2 separate regions of the Homo sapiens genome follow, and region 1 is linked to region 2. Evidence: chromatin contacts called from ENCODE Hi-C data. All regions are on one chromosome and are shown on one strand. The core of a region is the stretch at or near the end of the contact, and the rest is flanking DNA. Distances in the headings are between cores, read along the strand shown. Region 1 holds the start of NFIX (nuclear factor I X). Region 2 holds the start of RNASEH2A (ribonuclease H2 subunit A).

The links. Hi-C counts contacts between places; a loop is a spot of excess contacts on that map. Pooled maps may share reads with other maps.
Region 1: a loop to region 2 is called in a pooled map, with 3 times the contacts of the local background. The contact joins the promoter of NFIX here to the promoter of RNASEH2A in region 2. A Hi-C loop is called at or near these places in 1 of 168 maps with a recorded cell type or tissue (sigmoid colon) and 1 of 50 pooled maps.

What each region holds. Positions count from the first base shown.
Region 1 is chr19:12,992,069-12,998,862 of GRCh38, reverse strand. It overlaps NFIX (nuclear factor I X), which reads right to left and starts at 3,388. Exons shown (of 11, transcript NM_001365902.3): 1 at 2,999-3,388. The coding sequence starts at 3,025. RefSeq lists an enhancer at 2,519-3,107 and a silencer at 3,282-3,441.
Region 2 is chr19:12,802,438-12,809,066 of GRCh38, reverse strand. It overlaps RNASEH2A (ribonuclease H2 subunit A), which reads right to left and starts at 2,483. Exons shown (of 8, transcript NM_006397.3): 1 at 2,267-2,483; 2 at 1,988-2,059; 3 at 1,738-1,861; 4 at 1,561-1,648. The coding sequence starts at 2,393. It overlaps THSD8 (thrombospondin type 1 domain containing 8), which reads right to left. Exons shown (of 2, transcript NM_001386800.1): 2 at 4,678-4,963. The coding sequence ends at 4,764. RefSeq lists enhancers at 2,380-2,429, 2,630-2,759 and a cis regulatory region at 2,204-3,236.

The DNA of each region.
Region 1 (6,794 bases), core at 2,139-4,638, 190 kb before region 2:
GGTACTGCTGTGTCGCTAAGCCTACACCAATATACGTGTCCCATTTCAAGAGGTGCGTGTGTGTTAATGGGTGTGTGTGACAGTGTGAACACAAGTCGTCGGTTTCCTGTGTCCGTAGGTCTGTAGGCTCGTCGATGGTCGTGGGTCTGGACATCGGTGTGAACAGGACACTTACATCCCCATCTTGGCGGTGATGGTGGTGTACGTGAGTTCACATCCTGGTTGTGTCTCTGTTTCTTGGCAGGGTTGGGATGGGGATGGGGGTCCATCCATCCACCCCCCACCCCTCTCTCCGCCTGAGACTCAGGACTGTGGCTACAATGGACTCCAGCAGCTCCAGGAACCGCCCCACCCGGCCGCCCTGAATTTCGATGCTTTTTCTAGAAGGAGATTTTTCCCCCCGCCCTTCCCCCTCGCCCACAGTACCTTTCCCCGCCAGGGCCCCGCTGCTCCAAGCTCGTTCCTGCTCAATCATTTATTGACTTTAAAATCGAAGCCAATTCTGGTTTGAAAAAAAGAAAAGGGAGAGAGAGAGAGGGAAAGAGAGAGAGGCAGGCCAGAGAGACAGAGAGAGAGAGAGTCCGAGACGCCAGTGGAGGGGGGAGCAGAGATGGGGCCAAAACTGGAATCAGAGACAGAGACAGTCAGAGACATACAAAAGGACAGAGATGGAGAAAGAGAGATGGAAAAGGGCAGAATACACCAGAGACCGATAAAAACAGACCGAGAAAAAGACAGCAAAGGAAAGAGGTTGTCATAAAAACAGAGACCAGCGGGGCAAACCATGGAAGCAGAAAGATTTGTAAAAACAGAGATGTGATTGTTAGGGAGGGGCAGGCCAGACCCCACTGACCAGCCGACAGCAGCCACCTGCCCAGAGCTGAAGGGTTTCCCTGCCCACCATGAAGGGCTGGCAGCCTGGAGACACCATGCCCACTCCCCTCTCCAGCCATCCTGGCACACTGGAACTGTCGTAACCTGGGCCTACAATCACACAGAGCCAAGCACCGGCCATCGCCCTGGGTCTCGCAGCCGCCCCAGCCCCTTCCTAGCCATGTCACCGGCGTATCCACAGGCATTTTCTCTCCCAGGGTGCTGTGAAATCTGAGGGGCTGGTGTCTCACCCAAGCCATGGGGGAGCAGGCTCAGATGTCTGGCGTGCTTGGCATGGGAGGCCGGGCTGGCAGCCTGGTGGGCAAGGGGCTGCTTGAGCGTGGGGTCTTGGTTCCACTAGGCCCCAAACATCGGCCACACAGCCCAGCCAAGTGTAGCACCAAAGAGGCCCAGCTCAGACACCGCTGGGTAGGCAGTTGTTGTGAGGGGCGCCCAACATGGAGTGGCCGTGGAACTGGAGGTGCAGATGTGGGGGTTCCCCACACTGCCATGGTGCTCAGGGTGCCTGCTCACACCTGCATGCACACTGCAACATGTATGCATGCCGGTGCGCCCTCGCCAACACGTACTTGGGCCTGCTTTCTACAGGAAAACCCGCTCCCTGGGCCACACACACGGCCATGCCACGCAGGCCTGCCCATGGCCGGCCCACAGGGGCTACACACAGACTCTAGATTGATTCACACTTGCATACACTCTCACCTGTGCATACAGGAGTGTGGTGTAGCCACAGCTGACACACACCCCGACAAACCCCTCGCCCCTTGACACCACTGCACACTCCCGGTAGGACCCAGACAAAGTAGGAGCCATACCCATGTGGACTGCCACTGTAAGCTGTGGACACACTTGGCACATGGCTGACAAGGATCAGGCTGGGCAGAGGGGACAATTAGGGCCTGGCCTAGAGAACCCCCACATGCAGGCCTGGCTGGCAGCAGGGCTAAGCAGCCCCTAGATGTCCCCTCTTCGGAGACTGTTACCAGCTGTGGCTTGGCCCTGCAGGCAACGCTGTCAGGGCCACTGTGGGACTCTGGGCAGCTTCTGTGCCCTCTTAGAGCCTCAGGCCACAGCCCAGGGAGAGTTGGGTGGCCCGACAGGCATCCTCGAAGCTTTTGCCGCAGCCGTGCGCCGCGCAGGGAACTTCGCTGCAGGCGGGACGCGCTCTAGCAACGCGCCAAGGTCGGCGCTGTTGTGCCCGAGGCTGACCCGACGGTGTGGCCGCAGCACTGTCGGCTGTGTCCACGGCTGCCTCCCGCCCCTCCCGCCTCCAGGCGACGGGACGGGATTCCCCAGGCCTGCCGGGTCCACTCCGCAGCAGCCCGGGTCGCTGGGGCCAGAAAGTTTGCGCCGAGGAAAGTTTGGGGGTGGGGGGGCAGAGGCTGCGACGTCCGGGGTCGGAGAGGCGCGGCCACCGCTGGCAGCGCGCCCGCCCCCCTCTCCCCTCCCCTGCCCCTCCGAAATTTGGGAGCCCCGCCATTTTCTTAGCCCCGCTCCCATGTGAGGCCTAAACAAAGACTTTGGGGAGACGCCCGGGCCGCTCGGCCCACCCCAGGCACCCCGGCCGCACGCAAGGGCCGCCGCCACGCACGCCGGCCACTGCCACCCTCGGGAACCGCTGCGCCCTCCCCAGGAAGCGTCGCGGGACCCAGTGTCCCCTCTGCGCCCTCGGGACCACCCTCTTGCCACTCTGTCAACCCCGCAAACACTGCCAGCGACCACGCTGCCCGGGTGCGCGCTACAGTAGCCCACAGGTCAGCCGGAGTCCCGCTGCCCATCGCACCCCAGTCGAGCGCGCACACACACACACACACACACACACACACGTACACGCACTCCCGCCTGCGCTCCACGGGCAGCGCCACGACGCAGCTGGCCACCCCCGGAACCCCCAAAAGGAGTCCGCCCGGTGGCCAGGGTCGCACGCGCACGGTGACGCCCGCACGCGTGCCTGGGCTCCCCGCGGCACAGCCTGCACCCCTCGGCGGCCCGCGGGCTCTCGGCCCCCCCTTCCCGGCCGCCGCGCGTCCCCTCCGCCCGCGCCGCCGGCCGGCCTCCCGCGCCCGCTCCCCTCCCCCGGTCGCGCGGGGGCGGCGGCCGGTACCTGGGTGAGGCAGTACGGGGAGTACATAGCTGGGCGCCCGGGCGGGAGCGCGGCGGCCGGCCGCGGCGAGGGGAGGCCCGGCAGGCGGCGGCCGCGCTCGGGCTCGGGCTCCGGCTCGGCTCCTCCGGCCTCCGCCGCGCTGCGCCCGCCCGGCCCGCGGCCCCGCGCTCGGCCCGGCGCCGCTCCGCGCTCGCCGCTCGCAAGCTCGGCCCCGCCGGCTCCGGGGCCGCCGCTGCCGCCGCCGCCGCCGCGCTCGCCGCTGCCTCTCGCGTCCGCCGCCGCCGCCGCTGCCGCCGCGCGTCTACTCCATGCCGCCGCCGCTCGGCCGGTCACCCTCGCCCGCCGCCGCCGCCGCCGCAGCCGCCGCGCTGTGAAAGTGAAAGTTTAGACAAAGTTTGGAAGCGGCGCACTCCGGGGAGAGGGAGCGGGCGGGCGGCGCGGGCGGGAGGAGGGGCGCGGGGAGGGGCGGGCAGGGCGGGGGAGCGGCGGCCGGCGCACACACACAAGCACACACATGCACACACACACACGAACACACGCACACGCGCGCGCGGGGGCGCACACCGACGCGGCCGCCCTGACACGTGCTGGCCCGCGTTCCAGCGCAGACACACGCTGACACGCAGCGGGACTCGGACCCCGCCACACATGTCACGTCCAGAACGCCTGGCCACACGTTCCGCCTTCGAACACAAAGCACACTCGGACACCAGTGCACACAAGGCACAGACACACAACCCCTACACACGGGCACACACACACAGCAGTCTGGGAAAACACCCACGACCCACGCTCTGACATGCACCGTCCCACCATGGTATCCAGGCACACAACAAGGAACCGCGTATAGACATACACCAAAGCAGGCGTCACGTAGACACACACTGATATACACGAAGACACACCAGTGCATGACACATAGAGATGCACACTGATGCACACACACTGACGCATGTTCCTGCAGAACACAGACACATGCAAGATCACACAGCCACACGCTGACACCTTCCAGACACACAATTCCTACACGCAGACACATACACAACACACACACATCGCAGTGCCAGAACACACTGGCAGTTGTGGCAGTACACCCCGATGTACAGAATGACACTGATGATTGAGAGGCCGAGGCCAGTGGATTGCTTGAGCTCAGGAGTTCAAGACCAGCCTGGACAACATGGCAAAACCCCTCTCTACCAAAAATACAAAAATTAGCTGGGTGTGGTGGTGGATGCCTGTGGTCCCAGCTACTTAGGAGGCTGAAGTGGGGGGATCCCTTGAGCCCGGGGAGGTCAAGGGTGCAGTGAGCCATGATAGTGCCATTGCACTCCAACCTGGGTGACAGAGCAAGACCCTGTCTGAAAAAAAATAACTAAATAAATAAGATGACACTAATGAAGGGAAGATACACAATGTCACATAAACACACACCAAACACCTGGAAGTGAATGCAAAGGACCCCAATACAAAGAGATACACAGCGTCACAGATACAAAGCAACACTGGCTGTCACAACACAACACACAGACACACACACACACACACACACTGGGTTGCCCAGATGTACCCACAGGCCTTGGACACACTGACCAACTGATGCCCAGGCGGCTGACAACCCCCCTGGGAGAATCATCTAGCCATGCACACAGGGATCACACACATACACCCATGTCCCTTACGTGCCCCCCCCCCAACACACTTGTAATGTGGCCCTGATCATCGACATAGGCAAATATAGCAGGAGACCCACAGCTCAGCTGTCAGGGACAGAATTGGGCATCAGGGCCTCCGTACATGTACACACACACACACACACTTTGGTGAGGTTCCAGCCCCTCTTGCGGGCCCTGACTCCTCATTTTCAGAACATAAAGGCCTGGGGGGAGAGGTAGTGCTGGGGACCCTGGAGCAAGGGGAGAGGAAGCCCTCTGGTAACCCTCAGGGTGGGTGGGGAGGCAGTGCCTACAGCCCCCAGGCAGCTCCTGCTGAGACAAAACACCCGCCTGCTGCCAGGTGCAACCAGCACCTTCTTGCTCTCTTGGGCCAAAAAGCTGTGGCAATTCTCAGCTATGCATTGTCTGTTAAAGGGGGTGTCAGTGCCCAGGGCGGGGGGTGCGCACGCACACAGGGTTGGCTGTGCCCATTGGGCTCTTGCAAGCAGGCACAAAAGTATGCATGTGTACGTGAGTATGTGTGTAAATGTCCCAGAAACGATATGCTCCTTGTCACAATACTGTATTAGGCTGTGTGGCAGGCAGTGTGTCTGTGGGTGTCTAGATGGGTCTGGTGTCTTCCGGGGACACTGAAGAAATGCAGGTCATGATAGGTGCAAGAGTCTGGCTGGGCGTGGTGGCTCATACCTATAATCCCAGCAATTTGGGAGGCCGAAGCGGGTGGATCACCTGAGGTCAGGAGTTTGAGACCAGCCTGGCCAATATGGTGAAACCCTGTCTCTACTAAAAATAAAAAACTTAGCTGGGCGTGGTGGGATGCCTGTAATCCCAGCTACTAGGGAGGCTGAGGCAGGAGAATCGCTTGAACCTGGGAGGCAGAGGCTGCAGTAAGCCAAGACCATACCACTGCACTCCAGCCTGGGGAACAGAGCAAGACTCTGTCTCAAAACGAAAGAGAGAGAAAGGGAGAGCTCACGCCTGTAATCCCAGCACTTTGGGAGGCCAAGGCAGGCAGATCATGAGGTCAAGAGATCGAGACCATCATGGCCAACATGGTGAAACCCCGTCTCTACTAAAAATACAAAAATTAGCTGGGTGTGGTGGCGTGTACCTGTAGTCCCAGCTACTCGGGAGGCTGAGGCCGGAGATCACTTGAACTCAGGAGGCGGAAGTTGCAGCGAGCTGAGATCGCGCCACTGCACTCCTGCCTGGTGACAGAACGACACTCCATCTATAAATAAATAAATAAATAAATAAATAAATAAATAAATAATAAAAATTTTAAAAAACAAAGCAAGAATCTTTTTGTGTGGATCTGTATGTTGTGCAGCAGAGACTGGGTCTGACTTTGTACTTAAGGTGTCATGAGGCAGAGAAGGTGCCTGCCCGGTCCTATACCAAGCACTGGGGACATGGTGGGGGAAGAAAATAAAGACCATGGCCAGGCGTGGTGGCTCATGCCTATAATCCCAGCACCTTGGGAGGCCGAGGCAGGCAGATCACCTGAGGTCAGGAGCTCGAGACCAGACTCACCAACATGGTGAAACCCCATCTCTACTAAAAATATAAAATTTAGCCGGGCATGGTAGCAGGCGCCTATAATCCCAGCTACTCAGGAGGCTGAGGCAGAATTGCTTGAACCTAGGAGGCAGAGGTTGCGGTGAGCCGAGATCGAACCACTGCACTCCAGACTGAGCAACAGAGCAAGGCTCTATCTCAAAAAAAAGAAAAGAAAAAAAGAAAAAGAGAGAGAGAGAGAAAGAAACAAAGGAAAGAAAGAAAGAAGGAAGAGGAGGGAAGGAAAGGAAGGAAGGAAGAAAGGAAAGAAAGAAAGAAAAGAAAAAGAAAAAGAGAAAGGAAGAAAGAAAGAAAAGAAAAAGAAAGAAAAAGAAAAGCAAGCAAGCAAGCAAGCAAACACCAGCCGGGCACGGTGGCTCACACCTGTAATCCCAGCACTTTGGGAGGCCGAGGCGGGTGGTCAGGAGATCGAGACCATCATGGCTAACACGGTGAAACCCCGTCTCTACTAAAAATACAAAACATTAGCCAGGCATGGTGGCGGGCGCCTGTAATCCCAGCTACTTGGGAGGCTGAGGCAGGAGAATGGCGTGAACCCGGGA
Region 2 (6,629 bases), core at 1,234-3,733:
CTAGGCCCTGAACGCCTACGGGTAGGGCCCTTGTCTGTCTACACCAGTTACTGTATCGCCAGCTCTGCATTTGGGCCTGGTCCTCAGGTCCCTCCTCAGCAGGGTCTACCTTGCTATAATTCCTTTCTTTCTTCTTCTTTTTGTGGAGATGGAGTCTCGCTATGTTGCCCAGGCTGGTCTGGAACTCCTAGCCTCAACCAATTTGCTCACCTCAGCTTCCCAAAGTGCTGGGATTACAGGCGTGAGCCACCATACCCAGCATACAATTCCTACGTCAAGGTTATTTTGCCTTGTTATTCTCTCAGAACGGTCCATTCTTTCATTGAGAGCATTCGAGGCAATGCTGATTTATGTTTTTCTCTGGTAATTTAATGTAATTCTGCCCCACTCGACTGTGAATTTTCCTGATTTAATTTCCACTGTGATCGGAAAACTAAATGTCGAGATGTGCATTTCAAAAAGACTACCTTCTGTTGCTGCTTGGGGAACAGATTGGAGGGGATAGGAGGGTGAGGGACGAGAGACGACACTCAGCAGGTGTCCAGGGAGTGGGGGGTGTCCTGGGCTAGGACAGAGGTGACAGGTAGACAATGTAGGATTTGTTCTGGAGACTGAGCCTTTAGGATGAGGGAGAGATTAGATGGAGACGGGACTAGGGGCTACACTGTGGTCGTCAGTGTGGCACACATTTAGGGCAGAAACAGGAGCACGAAATCAACAGTAGCAATGAATATGCCCGAGGCACTCCAGACGTATCTGATGCTGAATCTGCACACTGCACATTTTTGCCCACATTTATTTTTTATTTTATTTTTATTTTTATTTTTCGCTCTGTCCCCCAGGCTGGAGTGCAATGGCGCGATCTCACCTCACTGCAACCTCCGCCTCCCGGGTTCGAGCAATTCTTCTGCCTCGGCCTCACCAATAGGTGGGATTACAGGCACCCGCCACCATGCTGGGCTAATTTTTTGTATTTTCAGTAGAGATGAGGTTTCACCATGTTGGCCAGGATGGTCTTCAACTCCTGACCTCAGGTGATCTGCCTGCCTCAGCCTCCTGAAACGCTGGGATTACAGCCGTGAGCCACTGCGCCTGGTCTCCCATTTTTAGTTTATTTTTTATTTTTTATTTTTTTGAGACAGGGTCTTGCTCTGTTGCCCGGGTTGGAGTGCAATGGCACAATCTTGGCTCACTGCAACTTCTGCCTCCTGGGTTCAAGCGATTCTCCTGTCTCAGCCTCCTGAGTAGCTAGGATTACAGGCGCCTGCCACCACGTCCAGCTAATTTTTGTATTTTTAGTAGAGACGGGGTTTCACCATGTTGGTCAGGCTGGTCTCGAACTCTTGACCTCCGGTGATCTACCCGCCGCGGCTTCCCAAAGTGCTGCGATTATAGGCGTGAGCCACTGCGCCCTGCCTCCATTTTTGAGTTGGGGGGCTTCCTTTGTCACCCAGGATGGAGTGCTGTGGCATGATCATGGCTCACTGCAGTCTCGAACTCCTGTTTTGTCCCCATTTTATCCTGAGATGACCAAATGGGGACAACTTACAGTTAACTCACCTGGGTGACGTTCACGCCCTGGTCCAATGCATACTGTATAAGCCCAGTGGCTGTATCATGTGACAGGGAGTTCAGGTTGTATTTGACCCTGTGGTGGGGAACAGAGCCCAGTTAATCTCATTCTAGGAACAAAGCTTGGTCAGCCCATGCTGGCTGCCCCTCCCGGGGACCCCTCACCGCCCAAGCATGCTGGTAGAGATGAGGTTTGGAGACAGCACATCCAGCGCCCAGCCGACAAAGTCCGTGTCCTCCATTTTCGCAAACAGCCTTTCCCGCTCGCTCTCCAATAGGGTCTTTGAGTCTGGGAGGAGGTTTGGAAGAGAAGGGGAACAGCTGGTTCTCCCAGTTCCTGCCCTCCCCTTTCAGTTCTCACCTGCCCCTGCACATACCCAGGAATCCCTTCCCCAGACGCACACCTCGGGCTCACCTGCCACTTTCAGCGCCTCCAGATCTGCCAGGCGAGGCAGGGGACAATAACAGATGGCGTAGACCATGGGGCCTGGGGAGAAGGGGTGTCAGTTTTCTGGCAGCCGGGGTCCAATCACTGAGCCCGTGAAAGTTGCCATTCATCCCTGTTCTATCATCACTGCTTCTTTAGGTGCCATCACCACGACCACATCCCCTCCCTTGGTGCAGTGCAATCCCGACTCCCGTTTCCCGCATCCTCCGTACCACGCCCCTCCCCTCCCTGGCCCTAGGGGCGCACCCAGCACGGGGCCCCTGCCCGCCTCATCGACGCCCAGGACGCAAGGCTCCTTGCGGCACACCGCGGGCACAGGCGAACTCAGGCGACAGCGGCCTGTATTGTCTCTCTCCAGCTCGCTGAGATCCATGCCGCCTCAGCCGCCACCACCAGCTGCAAGAACTAATACTGCAGGAGCGGGTCTCGGCGCGCGTTTTCCGCGGGCCTCGAAGCGGCGCCTGCTTCCGGCCAATCCGCGGGCAGAACACGCCCCTGGCGCTCCCGCCGCCGTGGACGCTTACGCAGCCGACGCCGACGTCGCTGCCGTGCGCCCTCCTGGGAATTGTAGTCCCGAAGGGCTATGGCCGAACACTCAGCTTGGGGAATTCGGTGGACGGGGTCACTTTGCAAGCTCTGCTTCACGGTCTCTGGGGCCCCGCCTGCGTGGCCCGGTGGGAAGAGGGGGAAATAAGAGGGAAACTGAGACGTAGCTTCGAAGACCCAGCCTAACGGGGAACTAGAGAGTCAAATATCACCCCACTCCCAGGACACGGGTCACCGCATCACTGGGTCCCCAACTGCCACTTGGATTCAGGCCCTGTACTTGCGGTCCCTGCTTCTGTACACATTCTAAGTCCCCTGGACCAGGTAGCCCCGCTTCCACTAAACCCAGGCTTTTGGATTTGGAGTCCCCAAACTCCCTCTCTTGGTTGCTCCCTTCGGCCCACCTCCACTCCGTGCAAGATCTGTGCTTCCTAACCTCTGTCTCATTCAGGCCAAGCCTTCCCCACCCCCGTTGGAGATCACAGACCTCGGTGGACTCCTGCTCAGGGTCTCTGCTCCCTATAGAAGCTCATTCCTCCCAACTTAGAATGAATGTCCCCACCCCCACCCCTCGACCCACTTTTTTTTTTTCTTTTTTTTTTTTTTGAGACAGAGTCTCGCTCTTGTCGCCCAGGCTGGAGTGCAATGGCGCCATCTCCGCTCACTGCAAGCTCCGCGTCCCGGGTTCACGCCATTCTCCTGCCTCAGTCTCCCGAATAGCTGGGACTACAGGCGCCCGCCACCACACCCGGCTAATTTTTTGTACTTTTTAGTAGAGATGGGGTTTCACCGTGTTAGCCAGGTTGGTCTCGATTTCCTGACCTTGTGATCCGCCCGCCTCGGCCTCCCAAAGTGTTGGGATTGCAGGCGTGAGCCACCGCACCCGGCCTTCTTTTTTTTTTAGACAGGGTCTCTCTCTGTTGTCCAGGCTGGAGTGCAGTGGCGCGATCTTGGCTCACTGCAACCTCCACCTCCTGGGCTGACGCGATCCTCCCACCTCAGTCTCCCAAGCAGCTGGACTACAGGTGCACACCACACCACCATGCCCGACTATTTTTGGTATTTTTTGTAGAGACGGGGTCTCATTATGTTGCCCAGGCTGGCTTCAAACTCCTGGGCTCAAGCGATCCGGTCGCCTCAGCCTCCCAAAGTGTTGGGATTACAAGCCTGAGCCAGCCACAGTGCCTGGCATCCACCACTTCTATTCCCTGGGCTCACTGGGGCTCATGTCCTCTGCCTGTGGGTTCCCGCCCCTTACCAGGCTCATGCCCCTTCCTCAGGGTCCTAGTTCATTGTCTCTTTATCTCCTTTTACTCCTCTTCGCCTCCCCCTCCACTTTTTTTTTTTTTTTTTTTTTTTTTTTTTTTTTGAGACAGGATGTTACTCTGTTGCCCAGGCTGGATAGCAGTGTAGCGATCTCGGCTTATTGTAACCTTTGCCTCCCAGGCTCAAGCGATCCTTCCTCCCCATCGTACCGAGTAGCTGGGACCACAGGCATGTGCCGCCACGCTCATCTAACTTAAATGTTTTTGTTTGTTTGTTTGTTTGGTTGGTTTTTTTTGAGACAGAGTCTCGCTCTGTCGCCCAGGCTGGAGTGCAGTGGCGCGATCTCGGCTCACTGCAGGCTCCGCCTCCCGGGTTCATGCCATTCTCCTGCCTCAGCCTCCCGAGTAGCTGGGACTACAGGCGCCCGCCACCGCGCCCAGCTAATTTTTTATATTTTTAGTAGAGACGGGGTTTCACCGTTTTAGCCAGGATGGTCTCGATCTCCTGACCTTGTGATCCGCCTGCCTTGGCCTCCCAAAGTGCTGGGATTGCGGGCGTGAGCCACCGCGCCCGGCCTAATTTTAAAAATTTTTATGGAGAGGTGATCTCAACGATATTGCCCAGACTAATCTTGAACTCCAGGACTCAAGAGATCCGCCTGCCTCGGCCTCCCAAAATGCTGGAATTACAGGCGTGAGCCCCGGCGCCCGGCGCCCCCTCCACTTTTCTCCTTTTCTCCCTAGATATCAGCGGGGCTCACGGCTCCTGACTCAGCTTCCCCCTAACCAAATCAGCCTCAAGTCACTCAAGACTTGGAGCCCCAGTTCTCCCTTCCTCAAACTCGCTTCATACCCGCCCCGCACCGCACATCCTCCCTCCGCGCCCACCCTGGGCCCCGCAACTTGCCCCGGCCCTGCTCTCTCACCCGGGCTCAGAGCCTCCAGTCGCAGTCGAAGGGCTTGCAGGATGGACAATCCCGTTGCCGGCAGGGCCGTAACTGGATCAGCTTCTCCGGGTCCATGAAAACCGGGCCCGGCGCTGTGCCCACTACCTCGCGGCTGCGCTCCTGCTTGCCCAGGTCGCAGAGACACCGCCACTTTCCCCACGGGCCAAGGATTGAGTCCTCGACTTCTAGAGAAGGAGGGCAGAGGTGAAGACCTACGTGGAGGGGGCCTACTCCCAATCCCCTCCCCCAGAGAGGGAGAAAGATAAAGATACTAACGAATAAGAGAAGCACATATTCGCTAGACTCTGCTTCTATGCCAGACACCCTGCCACAGATTATCTCATTTAAGCTTTTTTTTTTTTTTTTTTTTTTTTTTTGAGACAGGGTCTCGCTCTGTCGCCCAGGCTGGAGTGCAGTGGCGCAGTCACAGCTCACTGCAGCCTCAACCTCCTGGGCTCAAGCAATCCTCCTACCTCGGCCTACCAAGTAGCTGGGACTACAGGCACATGCCACTGTGCCTGGCTAATTTTTTGTATTTTTTGCAGAGACGGTGTTTCACCATGTTGCCCAGGCTGGTCTGGAACTCCTGGGCTCAAGTGATACTCCCATCTCAGCCTCCCAAAGTGCTGGGATTACAGGTGTGAGCCAGCCACCATGCCTGGCCTCATTTAATATTTCCACGAGTCTCAGGTGGGGAAACCAAGACCCAGAGACAGCAAGCCAACCTTCCAAGCTCATATACGGGGTAAGTGGGCCAGAGGAACTACAACCTGACACTTCCAGGCTGTGCCAGCCTGCCCAGTTGTGAGTGTCCTACAACATCCTTGGTGCCCGCCATTTGAAGCTGACTTCTGTCTTCAGGGGTGTGACCATGGCCCTACCTAGAAGGCACAATGCCACCTGACAGCAGGGTTGTCAAGTGATAAATGGCATAATTGACATAATGAAGGTAAGTAAATCTCCCGGTGCTGTGCTAGCATATACAAACCAATTTATTATGATCAGTTTGTTTATTTATTTAATTTATTTATTTTGAGACAAGATCTTGCTCTGTTACCCAGGTTGGAATGCAAGGGCATAATCATGGCTCACTGCAGCTTCAAACTCCTTGGCACAAATGGTCCTCCTGTATCAGCCTCTTGAGTAGCTGGGACTACAGGCGCATGCCACCATGGCAGGCTAATTTATTTTTTATTTTTATTTATTTATTTATTTTTGTAGAGTAGGGGGTCTCTCCATGTTGCCCAGGCTGGTCTTGAATTCCTGGGCTCAAGCAGTCCTCCCGCCTCGGCCTCCCAAAGTGCTGGGCCATCAAGTCAGGCTAATTTTAAAATATTTTTTGTAGAGATGGAGTCTTGCTGTGTGGGCCAGGCTGGTCTGGTCTCCGAGACCAAGGGATCCTCCCACCTCAGCCTCCCAAAGTGCTAGGATTATAGGCGTGAGCTACCGCGCCGGCCACTGTGATCACTTTAAAGGGCTCTTTACTGAATCTGCCCCTTTCCCCTATGAGACAGATCTTATCCCAACTCCGATCTTATCCCAACTCACCGCTCACCAAGGTCTGACACCTCCTACCCTCCCACACCCATGTCTCTGCCACACCTCACCGACCTCTTTCCATTTCTCCTTCAGGACTTTTCACCTTGGCATTTGCTATTCCCTCTTCCTTGGACATTCTTTCCCCAAATCTTTCCATATGGGACTTTCGCTTGTCGTTCTCGCTGCACTGGTCACGGGTCTTCTGCAATCGGACCCTCTCTGATTTCCCAAGCTTGCCCGCCCCCTTCTTTCTCTGTCTCTGCCCTTCCTGGCACCTATCCCCGAGTGACAGCTTCAGTGTCCTGCCCACAC